Regions from separate parts of the Homo sapiens genome. Here region 1 is linked to region 2. A link is a loop called in an ENCODE intact Hi-C map of the cell type or tissue named here. Cell type or tissue: uterus. All regions are shown on one strand. Each heading gives the region's core, and the rest is flanking DNA. Links, peaks and the distances in the headings are about the cores only. Region 1 overlaps PLSCR4 (phospholipid scramblase 4). Region 2 has its middle 77 kb from the start of PLSCR4.

Region 1 (8,349 bases), core at 91-8,090, 110 kb after region 2:
AATCTCGTCTCAACTTCTAGTCTTCTTCTTTGAGTTATTCTCATAATGTTCCCATACATATTTTTAATTTAAATGTTTAACTTCTTTTAGTCTCTTCTTAAACATGCCCCAGTCTAAACTTTCAATTCTTACCCTCCTCCATCCCCACTATTCCCCCACTATCCTCCTCTCTAGTTTTGTTAATAGGATCACCGTCAACTCAGTTACCTTGGGCTATGACTCAGAACCCTCTTCCACTCCTCTCTTTACCTTAGTCCATCAGCGACTCCTGGAGGCCCTGCTTCCAAACCGTATCATGCCTCTGAACACTCCTAACCTGCAGTGTCACCTCCCCCATCTAAGCTGGTGTCAGCTCTCACCTGGATTGCTGCTGCCATCCCTCACTGCTCCCTGCTTCTACTCTTGCTCTCATTGTATGATGTCGGTCAGATCTGATCACTCCACCGACTGAATCCTCCAGACTTCCCAGTTGCAAATACCAAAAATGCCAAACCCCTTGCCATGGCCTTCAGATGAGATCAGACCTTTATCTGCATGTCTTACCTCAGTTCGCTTCACTCACTGTGGCCCAGTCACTCCTAAACCACTTTCTCTTTTCCTCCCTTCAGTATCCCATGCTCACTGCCATCTCTGACCCTTTGCACTAATTTCCTATCTTCCTGGAACTCTCTTCCCACAATTGTAGTGTGATGTTTATTTTTCATAGTTGAAACAGCTCAAAGGTCACTTCCTGAGACAGGCTTTCCCTGACTCTCCTAGAACTTACCATCCGTGTTTCTCTTAAGCTTGTTACATTGTTTTCCTCATAACTGTACTATCTAACGTTAAACTTTAACATTTCTTGACTTTTTTTAAATCTCATTCTACTACAATATAAACTGCAGCACAGTAGGTGGCAGAGTGTCTGTCTGCTTCATTGCTGTACTCTCAACATCTGTATTAGTGCCTCGTACATAATAGGTGCTCAATAAGTATTTTTTTAATTAATGAAGGGACAAATGTAAGGTAACTGGAGGTTAAAAAAATTACAGAAATCCTTACCTGTGTTACTGAGTAGCAATACTATTTATTATGTATGTATTTTAAAGGCATTAACATTTTTTATTTTTCAGGATTAATTGGAATTCTTCAAAATGTCAGGTAAGTTTTTGTGAATAAATTTGAATATGCTTTATTTTCAAATGTGAATTTTGTGATTATTTTCCCTAAAGGGGGACTTTATTTCGATTTTTTTTTGTTTAACATTTGGCAAATATAAATACGTGTGTGTGTTTGCATATATATATGTATGTATATATTTGTTATTTATGTATATAGACATTCCTATCATTGTCAGAAAAAGATTAAAAAGGGACTTACAGTGGGACACATATCTACTGAATAATCTTTGAAGTTTGTGGGGAAAATTAGGTAATAAAAAAAGCAAGATTTGCAAAGCAGTTCTGCAAAGAGAGGTTGTAGTAATAAAGAGCCTGTGGCAAGGTCCTGCCTTGGTAGAGGAGGATGAAAGTAGGCCTTGTATTTTCTAGTAACTTACATAAAGAGAGAAAAACCACATTTATGGGATTTTTGTTTGCTAGGAGATAAAAGTCAACTGGTTGTTTAGGAAACTCAGCTTTTTTTTGTAGTAAGCAGAGAGAGAAATTAGTCTCTAATCTCAATAAGAAGACAAGGTACAACATCATGAAACTGACTTCAGTACCTCCCTTGCAGCAATTACTGTGACCTAGATTGCTTTTAGAAAGAATACAGTGAAAATGTGAGTCACTGGAGATGTAGACTAAACTATTGCTAATTCAGTTGTGTGTGACACCACTGTTTATTAAACCATTATTTGTTTATGGTGTTATGTTGTGAATCTTTTTAGACAGCACTTTCCAAAAATAATTAGGAAAAAAAATCAACTTCACTCTATAAATGCTTGTGTTCTCCATATTATGTAAAGGGAAAAATAATTTTTGCTATTATGCCAGGAATTTACTTTGTAGATAAGAGTTAGCATCGGGGCAGTTGAACCACTAGTATGAAAGCTCATTGCTTTGATCACAAGCATAATATAATTGTTTAGTTCTATTTTTAAATCTATGTTCAGTTTGAAAATTCATGAAATTTATTAATAGTGTCTAATATATGATGAATTCTTTCTTTAAAAAATATAGGAGTGTATTTTCCAGTTGATTATATTTCTTGATGCATTCCCATAAGAAAGGAAAAAGAATACATTTTGTCATTATATTATTGTTTCCTTTGTAAGTCATGTTCCCTGTCTTCCCCTGAAGGTGTGGTACCCACAGCCCCTGAACAGCCTGCAGGTGAAATGGAAAATCAAACAAAACCACCAGATCCAAGGCCTGATGCTCCTCCTGAATACAATTCTCATTTTTTACCAGGTGGGTTAAATATTCATAAAAGATATTCTCCTTTGCTAAAAACCATACTAATGATTAAAATTGCTTTTTAAGCGAACAAATTAATTGACTGATTTAATAAGTAAATAAATATTGGATGCCAATAGGGTGCCACATAGTTTACTATATGTCAGTTAGAATATATTCCTGTAGCCATAGGATTTACAGGCTTTTAGATGGAAGTTGTGCAAATATTGATGACATTCTCTCCATTCTATATGGAGATATGAAGAGAGTGTTGTAAGGACACAGAAGACAGTATTTGACATTGCCAGGGATTTGAGGAAAGCCCTGACTAAGGAGGTCAAGTTTTGCTGTCATGATAAAAATTTCACAAGCAAAGAAAAGGGGGAAAGGACTATCCTTAGCAGAAAGAATCATATGTCCGTAAGTACAGGGTCATGAAAATCTGGTATGAGGCATGCATGAGACACATGGAAGATGTGCAGAGAAATGGAAGTGAATGGCCATGGGTGCTGATTAAGGAGCTTATCTTTCTGGCAAATATTTTTGTAAGTCTGAGTGCACTACTGGTGATGTCTTGGGAGAATGAATACTTTATACAGTGCTAGTGTGAATTTGAGATATTATGATTGTTAGAAAACAATTTGGCCAAGTTTAAAATTTTAAAAATTAAAAGTGCCCTTACTTTTGGCCAAGGAAATAGTTAGTATTGTCTTTAAACACATTTTAATGACTTACATAATGATGTAGACACTGTAGTAATATTTTTTTAAAATACATATTTAAGCGTATATTTAGAAGTAGAAACCATTGTGTTATGCTCTGAAGGGGGAAAAGAAACCCTGCTATGTACAAGATAATGGCACAAGATAATGGCAAAAGTTTTTTTTTTGAGATGGAGTTTCAGTCTTGTTGCCCAGGCTGGAGTGCAATGGTGCGATCTTGGCTCACCACAACCTCCACCTCCCAGGTTCAAGTGATTCTCCTGCATCAGCTTTCGGAGTAGCTGGGATCACAGGCATGCACCACCACGCCCGGCTAATTTTTGTTTTTTATTTTTTGTTCTTTGTTTTTTGTTTGTAGAGACAAGGTTTTTCCATGTTGGTCAGGCTGGTCTCGAAGTCCCGACCTCAGGTGATCCACCTGCCTCAGTGTCCCAAAGTGCTGGGATTACAGGTGTGAGCCACCGTGCCCGGCCAAAGGTTTTTTTTGGCTCTAGGCATATGATCCATACAGCTCAGGTGGCTTCTGCACCTACAGTGTTTTCTGAAAGCATCAGGATTTCCTTTTTTCTCTTCCTAATGTGTATGTGTGTTATGAGGATAAAATGCATTATAACATACTGCATTAATAGCGCAACCTTTCCTAAATCCAAGGTATTAAAAATTAAATTATTAAATTATAATCATGCTTTATCTATCGTTTCTCTATATGTCACTTCAGTGACTTCCAACATGATATACAAGATCTATCTTATATTTACCAATTACTCTATATCCAAAAACCTAGACCCTACTAGAACAGAAACTTCACCATTTCTGAGAAAAACCTTGGTTATACATCATGTTCTCATCTGATAAAGCGTATGTCTATTCTTCTGTATATCAATAATTCAGCAAGAGAGTAGGCTACATCCTTCAAATTAAATGACAAGGTAAGTTGTAAAAATATTATAGTGCAGACCACACAACTAATGAATTTTCAGTTATAAAATATAGCAAAATTTCGCTCTGATCGCCACCTGGTGGCTGGACTATAAACTTACGAAGACTGACAAAAATTGTCTCTGTGACTCAAATTAAGAATCTTGAAATCTGTACTTGAATTATGTAGTGTTAATGAATTTATCCCAATTTCTTTACATAATTCCAATTTGCATTATGGTGTTGGATATGTGTTCCCACAAAAATAATTTTATCCACTATTCTTGTTTAAGAGAATAAAGAAACCTTTGTTATATTTAGTATATTTAAAGAGAAAATGGCATGATTTCCTGATGTTCAAAATAACTAAAAAAACTCAAATCCTATCAGACAGTGTGTCTTACACCAGTATTGGTAGGACAACGCTCCGTAACAGAGGTCTTTATTTACGTAAGTCTGAGATGCTATAGTTACACAAAGTTAAACATATTTTGTTTTGTTTTGCTTTGTTTTCCTGCAGAAGCAATCAGAACTCTTATGAAAACTTCAAAGCTTAGAAGAAAGTATAATATACCAATTTCCCACATATAATTTCATCATATGTTTTCCTTCTTTTATCTCTGGATAATACATACTTATAACAAAAATTGTTCAATTACATAAATATGTATTTAATTTTAAAATAAATATAAATTTAATTTTAAAAAATATAATCTCTATACGAATAGCCTCAAAATCTAAATGGCAATTTTTTTCTGATTTATTGATCTTCAAATTTTATAACATGAGGTGCTTTTATATTAAAAGTACATGGTAAATTAATCATTAACTCATTGAAGTGATATAATGATTAATATTCTTGAGATAATTCATATGATTTTTAGTTACATTGTTATTTTTAATAATAGTTAAAAAAAGAAGGTATGGATATCTGATTTCTAGTCCAATTCGGGTACTCTTAAATACAATTCTTAAAGGAATTAAAGTATATTCTTCATAACAAACTTAAATACATACTTACCTTCACTTTTTTCCAAATACGTTATACTTTTTTTCTCACTTAACTCTCATTTGACATTGTTTCCTGTTACCATTATTTTCCCTTTAGTCTGCTTACTGTCAGTTTCTGTCAAAAACTGTGTCCCTACTCTTAAAAAGTGCTGTTCTCAAAATTATTTGGTCTACTCCCCTGGTTTTCCCTGCCCTTCCCCATCTCCTTCTCTCTCCTCTCCCAGTCACCCTTCCTTTTACACACTCTTCTAAGTGATCTTGTTAATACTGAAGGTTTCCTTTTCCTTCATCACTTATGAAATACATATCCACAGATCATGTCAGTCTGATAGTCTCTAAACTTGCACTTCCAACCACCTATAGACTGCTTCTCATGAAAGACCATTGAATCTCAAACTCAATGATCACCAGCCCAACTTTGTTATCTTGCTTCTAAACTCTATTTTCTTTCTCCATTCTTCCCATACACTGGAGGCCTGTAGGATCCCAAGCCAGAAACTTGAGAATCTTTTCTCATATCCAGTCCACTTCAAAGTCAATGTTGTATCTTAAATGTCAATTACCATTTCTCCACTCTCTGCTCCTTTCACCAAAATCAGCCTTCCTTGCCTTCTAGCCAGACCCTTGCAAGTACTTCCTGCCTAATCTGACCTCATATATAAAGAATTCTAAATGTAAAATGAATCACTTTACTTTCCATTTGATTGGCATAAAGTTCAAGGTCTTTCATAATCTTCATCCTATCTTTCTAGCCTTGTCTGCTAAATCTCCACACACAGCAGTTCGTCCTGCAGTAGTGAGCCTCCTCTATGCACCTGCCTGTTCTTGTCCGTTTGCCTGTAAAACCTTTCCCCATCATGGAGATGCTGGCTAGGTCTAGTGTGTTAGCATCTATATCGTAGTATACCTTCTCTGCATAGGTTAGGTACCCCTCCTGTCTAATCCCTTAACATGCTATGCATCTACCTATGATTATGTCAATTACTTGCTTCGTGACAACCATTCACCTTTTCTTATACATCTTTGTAGCCTCCACAGAACTTGCTGCCCTTGGAGACAGGCATGCATTTGAATGTCTTTCTGTCTTATATTTCTAGCAGCAAGCACAGAAGCTGGTCCTTGAAATGGGCTTGAGGAATATTTCATAGATAAAAGAATCTTTGATTTATCTCATGGCCTTGTTTTCAGATAGTATTAGGAGAATTTCATGATTCATGACTATTATGAGTGGCATTTTTATGAGTAACCAAAATGTCTTAGACTTCATCACCTTCAAAGGCGACTGGCTTTTGCATTATTGGTTGACCCCAGACCACTGCATTGTCCCATGATGTCCCATGGAGGTGAAAGGGTAGAACTTAAGGACTTAAAAATAGCTGCTAGCTAGAGATGCCAATCCAGTGTATAGGCCCAAAGCCCTCCATAGAATCACGCCTGGGGTGCTCTTCTTCCTTGTCTCTGATCTAGGGGGAGTATTAGCATGATGTATTTAAGGACGTTTCTGCAGTCAGAATGCTGGAATTCTAATTCTACTCCTGATACGTCAGCTAATGACTTTCACCAAGTTACTTAACCTCCTTATGCCTCAGTTTTATTCTCTATAAATTAAGGATAATAATAGTATCTACTATATATGGTTGATGTAAAGATTACAAGGTTTAGTACTTGTAACGTTGTTAGAGTAAGGGCTGGAATATGATGAGAGCTCAATAAGTTTTAGTTATTATCTTTCTTTTTATTTTTTTTTAATCAACATAGCTTTCTCTAACAGGACTTTCTTCCAGATCTGGGTAGTATCCAGGACCCAGTTATTTGGGGGCTCTGAGAGAGACCATAATCTCCACCTTATCACATTTAAGTGAATTTTTCATTATGCAAGAGTGACCTTTTCAAAAACTGGCTGCCTATGGGACTGTCTACATTTTTGTTTGTTTGTTTGTTTGTTTTTGAGACAGAATGCTGCCGTGTTGCCCAGGCTGGAGTACAGTGATGCAATCTCGGCTAACTGTAACCTCCGCTTCCCGGGTTCTAAATGATTCTCCTGCATCAGCCTTCAGAGTAGCTGGGATTACAGGCATGCACCACCACGCCCGGATAATTTTGTATTTTCGGTAGAGACGGGGTTTCACCATGTTGGCCAGGCTGGTCTCAAACTCCTGACCTCAGGTGATCCACTCACCTCGGCCTCCTAAAATGCTGGGATTACAGGCGTGAGCCACAGTGCCCAGCCGGGACTGTCTGCATTTTTCAGGAGATGTCAATCCCTTCCCTACAAAGCTATGTGGCATTGCTCTTTGATTACAAAAGACAGAAAATTTGCTAGTCCTGTAGACCTACAGTTCCCAAAACTGTGTTTACTTAGGGAGACATAACACCATTTGTGGAGCTTTAACAACACAGCCCAAATTGGGCTTCTACTGTTCTAGCCTTGTTCATTTTTGCACACTTATGTGGACATGAGGTGAATCTCAGCTTCTAACATCTTTCAGCTGTCATCTGAACTGAAAATCCAACAATTTTTGGGCAGAAACACAAAAAAAACATATACATACATATACACACATTACAAGGAAAAGCAGTAATTTTCAGAAAGAAACTACAGTTTAACCTATATTTAGGTAAAAATTATTTTTTTCTTCAAGGTGGAAATCTACAGAGAAAAATCTCCAACCATAGTAAAAACAAGAATTTACATGATTATACATTGCAGTGTTGCAACATTGATTCCATCTTTTTCATTTCAGAATAGAATCTTTGCTGTCCTTATATTAGTTAAATAAAAGGATCTTTAAATCATTGGCTTTCAAATATTCTTGATGATAATCTAATATAACACATAGTGAATAATACATACATATATATTCAATATATTTATGTATAAGTAACACGAGTTTCACCAGACAATACTGAATATAAAGTGAGTAGATAGTATACTAATAATACAGTTTCATATTTTCTATTTTATTCTTCTCTAGTTGACTATATTTTCAAAAATTAATATTTGAATTATTAAATTGATTTTAATACTCTGAATATATCTTCAGTTTGTAAAATGCTGTATCAAAACAGAGTTTCTCAAACTTAGTAGTTGATAAGAATTGATGAAATATCAGACAAAACATACTTTGAGGAAAAAATTATTACTAGAGATAATGGTCATTTTATAATAATAAAAGTGTCAGTCATCAAGACAGAATGAGTGTATTCATATATACACATAAAAACAATGCTCCAAAATATATGAAGTAAAACTGGTAGAATTGAAGGGTGAAATAGATAATACAATAAATAATAGTTGGAGACTGTTATACCCCACTTACAAT
Region 2 (8,349 bases), core at 263-8,262:
GCAAATTACAGATTCCTTTTATCCCCCAGTATTCTTGCAATCACACAAAAAATTTAACAGACTTTTTTTTTTTTTTTTTTTTTGAGATGGATCTCGCTCTGTTGCCCAGGCTTGTGTGCGGGGGCACGATCTTGGCTCACTGCAACTTCCGCCTCCCAGGTTCAAGCAATTCTCCTGCCTCAGCCTCCCGAGTAGCTGGGACTACAGGTGCATGCTGCCACAGCCAGCTAATTTTTTGTACTTTAGTAGAGACGGGATTTCACCTTGTTGCCAAGGCTGGTTTCAAACTCCTGAGCTCAGGCAATCCGCCTGCCTTGGCGTCCCAAATTGTTAGTATTACAGGCGTGAGCCACTGAGCCCAGCCTTAATGTGCAATCTTTTATAACAATGGTTAATAGAAAATTTTTAGATATTTGTTTCAAATTTATCTACTGTTGTAAATTAATCGTAAGCAAATGCTAACATAGCACATCTCAACAATACCGACTGATCTCACGGCAATCTTCTACCTATGAAGGAAAAACTAAATTACTATGTTACAAAAACAAAAGCATTTAAAATACCTGTCATCTATGAGGTATTTCAATTTACTCATCCATTCATTTATTGATACAGTCATATTTTTCACAGCCACCATTCACATCTGAGTTTAATTTCATTTATTAAGATATATTTTTAGATTCTTTTGTGAAAGATACTTGTTGTTTGACAGATTCACTTGCATTGAAAAATTTAATTGTTGGTCATACAAAGAATATCAGATGATCATAGACAGACTCAAACAATTACCTTGATGAAGGGAAAGAACTATAGCTAATGGGCAGCCAAATACTACTTTGTCCAGATGTGACCTAGCCTGCCTGTTAGTCTGACAGATAACATGGAATAGACAATATGTCTGGAGATGTGGGAATACTTTATTCATAGTTCTGGCAGATTCACAGTCAGTTATAAAAATTATTCTGGGGACTACTACTATATTTCCTATATCCTTGAATTGTTTATTCTTAGTTTCCTATATATTATAACATTTCAATATTTCTGTTTGTTTTCTGTGTCTGTATAGCTCTCTCTGTTCTGTCCGGTTTTGTGTATTCCTGTCTACCTGTAATTTTTGCCACTTGTTTGAGATATGGCCATAGGACCTTCCTAGATATGGAAATCAGAGAAATGTGGTGCTGTTTTCTTAACTGACAGCAAGCTAATATTGTTGGCCTTTTGAGAGATCATTGTATACTATCACTGTTCTTTGCCTGTGAATGAAATCACTTGAGAGATAGGCAAAGGAGTAAAACTGACTTCATCATTAACCTGATAAAGCTGTTTAGAGGACAAGGCTTCATTCTCTAGCAATAATAAATTTGCAAAAGGGTGCTGAATCAGAATTACTCTCACTGTCTCAGGCAGAGCTGGAAAAAAACACAGCCCTTTATTCTAGAGTCCTACCACCATAAACCTCACTCCCTGAAAAACCTAGGAATTCGCGCTGTCTGTTAACAGGCTGTCTCTCCAAAGAGAAACACAGCTGAACTTCTCATACCCAGTTGCTTTGCTCAAACTCCCCAAGAACAATCATTTATCCCTGATCCCTGAGGCAAGTAAATGAGGGAACAGATAAAGATCAGAAGTCTTCTCTAATGCCAGTATCTCTACATGGAAATATCAGCAATGGAGAGTAATTTTGGTAGAGGTATTGCTTGTTCCCTTAAGTCTCTTCTTCTCCCATAATATCTCTAATTTCACTGATTCCACATGAAACCTGGAATACACAGAATATTTCTGACCCTTCTATGTAACTAGGTTTGGAGATATGGTAAAGTTCTGTCCCATTAGATGTTAATTGTCTAGTGGGTACTTTAACAGATAATTGGCACATACCTTTCCTTGATTCTTTCCTTATTCCCGCTGGATACACGAGAAAACCATTGTTTTAAAAAATATGTCCAGGAGTTGATAAGCTTAACTGAGCAATTTATTTAAAGTTGAATAACCTAATAGAGTTTTAAAGTTTTTTTCTGGTTACTTTTATATAGTTTATATTTATATAGTTTATATAACACTGTTTATATTAGCATAAATGGAATCAATTATTTGCAAATGGTTTCCTATAATTTGGCATGTTGTTATACTTGAATATAAACAGGAAGAATTGCCTTCATACTATTGCTTCTCCTTTTTAATTTCCTCTCCCTTGATTTTCAGATGAAACAAGTCTTTCAGCATCTTCCTAAAATGTGAGAAAACCTCCCAAGCACCCGTAAAGTAATAAATGTAGAGTTATTTTCTCTTTAACTGGTTTACAAGTCATCAATGAAGAGACACCACTATGTAAAATTCATTTATCTGAATCCAATAGTATTTTCAGTTTGCCATACATTCCCAATAAAACATAATCATCCCTAGTATAGAAAACGTTGTCACCAAACAAACTCAAATTTCTATGGAGGACTAGTGGAGTGAGTTAGTACTACCAGGGGCTCCCTCAAACTGAAGACCACAAATGGCATGTAAAGGGAGAAACTAATATTTCGCACAGGCAGATTGTCGCATTAGAGCATGTGAACAGATTGCCAGGCAGTGTAGGCTAGGTTAAGCTACGGTGACAATCTCAAAGTTTTAGTGGCTTATAAAAATAAAGGTTTATTATTTACTTACATGTCCTTTGTAGGTCATCAAGATACTTTTGTTCATCACAGTCACTCAAGGACCTGCTGCAGAAAAGACTTAATCTTGACCCAGTCTTTCCTAAGTACTAAGGCAGGGGGAAATGGACACAGGCATGGGAAAGTAAATATGACAACACAGGCACTAGTTCTTAATATTTCTCCCCCAAAGTGACACACATTACTTACAGTTACAATTCACTGGCCAAAGCAAGTCATATGAATACAATCAACTTCAAATGACCAAAAAAATGCAATCTTACCATCTTCCTGGAAGGAGAGAAAATAGCTTGTAAATAGGACTAATGACTATCTCATATATGTTCTGTTTCTTATGTTTGTTTGGTTTGTTTTCACGAATTCTGCTTCACTGTTGGCTTTGAATTTATCATTTAATTTTTATCAACTAACATCGTAGTTTATTAAGGTTTATTTAGCAACTGAGTAATGGTAGTAAAAGGCCCTGAGCATTGATGTCAGTAAGGGAGATGAAAGACATATAGAGAAGTTGCTTGATTGCACACTAGCACAGGTGTCATAGATAAACCTCTACTCACTTCAAAATGTCGTCTGCCTTAAATGGTTAAAGTTTAGAAAACTGTTAAAAACCAAGTGTTGGTAAGAGTATAGAGTAACTTGACTTACACTTACTGTACATAAGACACAAACTTACTCTAAAATTCAGCCAGTTTACTCTTAGATGAATACTCGAAGTGCAAATGTTTACCAGATTTTGTGCACAATATTTGTAGTAGTTATATTCATAACACCAAATGCAAACATCCTAAATGCCATCAATAGAAAAATGGACAATTAATATGTATTATACTCACACAATGGAATACTGCAAAGGAATGAAAATGAGAAACTACTGATGTGCAATATAACATGGATAACCCTCAGAAGTTATCTCTATTAGTATGATCTCTCCAGAAAAATAGAATAAATAGGATAGCTTTAGACAAAGATGTACATGTAGGCTTATCATAAGAAACTGGCTCATGTGGTTATGAAGGCTGAGAAGTTCCATGATCTTCAGATAGAAAACTGGAGACACAGGAGAGCCAATGCTATAGTTCCAATCTCAGCCTGAAAGCTTCAGGTGAGCTGATGGTGCAGGCTTCAGTCCAAGCCCAAGTCTGAAGGCAAAAGAAGACCATGTCTCACATAGAGGACAGGTAGAGAGAGAGTGAATACTCTCCAAGCCTACCTTTTTGTTCTGTTTAGGCCTCCAACAGATTGGATGAGGTGCACCTACATTTAGGTAGACAATATGCTTTATTCAGTCTAACAGTTAAAATGTTAATCTTATCCATAAACACCTTCACACCCAGTATGTTTAACTAAATATCTCACTACCCTATGGTCCAGTCAAGTTGACACATAAAATTCACTATTACGCTTTATTAAATGAAAGAAGCAAGAGTCAAAAGAATATACCCTGGATGATTTCATTTGATGAGTTCAATATAGGTCAAAATAATGACTTGAAGATAGAAGCAAGCATTGTGGCCACCTCTTTAGAGTGTGCTGAATGGTATAGCACAGAAGAAAACATTTTGGAGTACTTCAAATGTTCCATATCCACCTAGTTGATACATGGATGTATGTATAACACTGAAAAAATATTTAACTTGCTTATTTAAATTTGCACACATTACAAATTATATGTTATACCTCAGTTTAAAAATGATATATTTGTCCTTTCACAAAAACAATAATTATTCAGCTATGCATAAATGAAAATAGCTCTGGGAGAGTTCAAGATTCTATTGAAGAAGTTGCAGCCACACAGTGGCGCAATAGAACCAAAAATAACTTCACAGATAGACTGGGAAGAACGGTTTCATTTAGCTACTTTTGTTTAATTCCTCAGGCCAGCACAGCTGCTCACCGTGAGAGGTCATCTTGGCCCATGAGTTCTCCTTATGAAGGAAAAGAGGATCAAGATGAACAACCAGTTTCCCCAGCTTTTAGGCTGAAGGAATTACTTTGGTTTTAACCCAGCCAGATTGCTAGGGAAATCAGCATAGCTGATATATTTGGAGATGGCTAGGAACAAGGGGGTAGGAGCCATTAGTATCAAGTACATGGCAGCAGGTGCTACCTCAGTTCTCAGTGGCCCGCCTTGCAGAGGACTCCAATAATGTCACCATTAAGGACCTCAACAACCTTTATGGCCACTGCAGACTCTTGAAACCTTCACCACAAAGGGGTCCATATTTTCCCTTTTCTGACCTCAGTTGCCTAAGCTGCAGCATCTGCTGCAACCACTGAAGGCACCCTAGCCAGTGATGCCATGGAGACTCCGGACCCAGTATGGCCACTTTGTATAAATGTATACAACTAGGCTCTGCTCCCATCACCAACCTCAGCTCCCATTGTAGTGGGCACACCTGCAGTTGGCCCCTGTAGCTAACTACAAGCATGTTGCCCACTTCAACATCCACCTACCCAGTCATGCTCACCACTTGACCAAGAGATGCCAGTGTGATTCCCAGCAACCCTAGTGGCCATCGTGGGCCCTATGTAAACATCAATTCCAAGACCACACATTTGTCAACATTGCATATTCCAGCTCCCTGATCACTGATCCACCACCACTTGCCCCAAACCCAGAGTTGAAGCACACTCCCACAGTTTTTGTCTTGAACACCACTAGACCCAGGGCCCAGAGTACACCCACAAACAACCCTACTTTTGGCATCCCTTCATCCTCATTCCTCCTCTGCAGGTGAAGGTTTTTCCTTACCAAAGCCAGTCCATAAAGTCTGTGATAGGTAACTGCTTCTCAAATGTGCAGACACCAACACAAAGAAACAAAGAACACACAAAAAAGGAGGGAAACATGAAATCATCAAAGGAATGTAATAACTGTCCAGTAATTGACAGTTATTCTAAAGAAGCATAGTAAGGTAAGAGAGAACATAGATTAAACATTTTTTTTTAATCAGTAAACAGCACAAGGACAAAGTGAGTAGGACAATATAAAGAAAATAGAAAAAAGAACCAAACAGATTCTGGAACTTAAGAACACAATGGCTATGCTTAAAAAAATAGAGTGCTTTGGTTGGGCGCTGTGGTTCACGCCTGTAATCCCAGCACTTTGGGAGGCCGAGGCGGGCGGATCAAGAGGTCAGGAGATCGAGACCATCCTGGCTAACACGGTGAAACCCCATCTCTACTAAAAATACAAAAAAATTAGCCGGGCGTGTTGGCGAGCGCCCGTAGTTCCAGCTACTTGGGAGGCTGAGGCTGAATGGTGTGAACCCGGGAGGCAGAGTTTGCAGTCAGCCAAGATTGCACCACTGCACTCCAGCCTGGGCAACAGAGTGAGACTCTGTCTCAAAAAAAAAAAAAAAAAAAAAAGAGTGCTCCAACAGCAGGCTTGATCATGCAGAAGAACGAATCAGCAAATGTGAAGGTTGACCACTTGAAATTATCCAGTAGGAAGAGAAAAAGGAAAAACAGTAAAGAAAACCTAAGTGACTTATGAAGCACACTGAAGTGAAAAAACACATTTATAATGCGAATTCAAGGAGAAGAGAAAAGGAAAAAAGTATAACTCTCATTTAAAGATATAATAACAGAAAGCATCCCAGATCTGGAGAGGGAAATAGACATCCAGACTGAAGAAGCTCATGGGACCCTAAATAGATTGAAAAGAGAGAGGTCTACATTCAGACATAACAAAATTGAACTGAGAAATTAAAAAACAGAAAATTTTGAAAGCAGCTAGAGTAAAACAACTCATCATACACCAGGGAAATCCTATGAGAATATGAAGTATTGCTCAATAGAAATTTTGAAGGCCAGGAAAGAGTAGAAGGACTTATTTAAAATACTAAAAAAAAAAAAAAAAATTGCCTACCCAAAATAACTAAACCCTAAAGAGGTATCCTTCAAGAATGAAGGGAAGATAGTCTTCCCCAGAAAAACATACACTGAATATAAATTTTCACTACTAGATCTGCTTTGTGAGAAATACATAAGGGAGTTTTTCAAGTGGAATTGAAGACACACTAAACATTAATATAAAAGCACATGAAAATATAAATCACACCAGTAAAGGTAAATACATAATCAAATACAGGATAATATAAAACTATTGCTGGTGAGCCAATTTTCTATAACCTTAATATGAACTTTAAAGAACAAAATATTAAAAATATAACCACAAAAATTTAGTAATTTATTCCTATATTAGTCTGTTCTAACACTGCTAATAAAGACATACCTGAGACTGGGTAACTTATAAAGACAAGAAGTTTTTTTTATTATTATTATACTTTACGTTCTGGGTTACATGTGCAGAACGTGCAGTTTTGTTACGTAGGTATACATGTGCCCTGGTGGTTTTCTGCACCCATCAACCCATCACCTACATGAGGTATTTCTCCTAATGCTATCCCTCCCCTAGCCCCCACCCGCTGACAGGCCTCAGTGTGTGATGTTCCCCTCCATGTGTCCATGTGTTCTCATTGTTCAACTCCCACTTATGAGTGAGAACATGCAGTGTTTGGTTTTCTGATCTTGTGATAACTTGCTGAGAATGATGGTTTCCAGCTTCATCCATGTCCCTGCAAAGGACATGAACTCATCCTTTTTATGGCTGCATAGTATTCTATAGTGTATATGTGCCACAATTTCTTAATCCAGTCTATCACTGATGGACATTTAGATTGGTTCCAAGTCTTTGCTATTGTGAATAGTGCTGCAATAAACATACGTGTGCATGTGTCTTTATTGTAGAATGATTTATAGTCCTTTGGGTATATGCCCAGTAATGGGATTGCTGTGTTAAATGGTATTTCTAGTTCTAGATCCTTGAGGACTCACCACACAGTCTTCCACAATGGTTGAACTAATTTATACTCCCACCAACAGTGTAAAAGCACTCCTATTTTTCCACAACCTCTCCAGCATCTGTTGTTTCCTGACTTTTTAATGAACACCATTCCAACTGGCATGAGATGATATGTAATTGTGGTTTTGATTTGCATTTCTCTAATGACCAGTGATGATGAGCATTTTTTCATATGTCTGTTGGCTGCATAAATGTCTTCTTTTGAGAAGCGTGTGTTCATATCCTTTGCCCATTTTTTGATGGGGTTGTTTTTTTCTTGTAAATTTGTTTAGGTTCTTTGTAGATTCTGGAAATTAGTCCTTTGTCAGATGGATAGATTGCAAAAATTTCCTCCCATTCTGTAGGTTGCCTGCTCACTCTGATGACAGTTTCTTTTCTTGTGCAGAAGCTTTTTAGTTTAATTAGATCCCATTTGTCAATTTTGGCTTTTGTTGCCATTGTTTTTGGTGTTTTAGACATGAAGTCTTTGCCCATGCCTATGTCCTGAATGGTATTGTCCAGGTTTTCTTCTAGGATTTTTATGGTCCTATGTCTTACGTTTAAGTCTTTGATCCATCTTGAGTTGATTTTTGCATAAGGTGTAAGGAAGGGGTCCAGTTTCAGTTTTCTGCATATGGCTAGCCCTCTTAGCACAGCCAGCAGTGCATCAGTCTCATAATCCGAAGGAAAGAGATTTTATTGACTCACAGTTCTGCATGGCTGGCGAGGCCACAGGAAACTTACAATCATTGCAGAAGAAGAAACAAACACGTCCTTCTTCACATGGTGGCAGCAAGGAGAAGTGCCAAGCAAAAGGAGAAAAAGCCCCTTATAAAACTA

The links. Hi-C counts contacts between places; a loop is a spot of excess contacts. Peaks named below come from ENCODE experiments on the same cell type or tissue, not always from the same donor. Only the 100,000 strongest peaks of a DNase experiment are listed, where the experiment ranks them.
Region 1: a loop joins it to region 2, with 2.7 times the contacts of the local background. A loop is called at or near these places in 91 of 110 quality-filtered maps.

Annotation. Positions count from the first base shown.
Region 1 is chr3:146,214,856-146,223,204 of GRCh38, reverse strand. PLSCR4 (phospholipid scramblase 4) reads left to right here. Exons shown (of 9, transcript NM_020353.3): 2 at 1,113-1,140; 3 at 2,280-2,390. The coding sequence starts at 1,134. Among named protein-coding and RNA genes, the nearest start is that of PLSCR4, 32 kb to the left of the region's middle. In uterus, for the core only: a CTCF peak has its summit at 4,117 (motif pointing left); a DNase peak (open chromatin) is centred at 4,114; H3K27ac peaks cover 253 bases.
Region 2 is chr3:146,323,466-146,331,814 of GRCh38, reverse strand. No RefSeq gene overlaps it. Among named protein-coding and RNA genes, the nearest start is that of PLSCR4, 77 kb to the right of the region's middle. In uterus, for the core only: a CTCF peak has its summit at 4,470; a DNase peak (open chromatin) is centred at 4,494.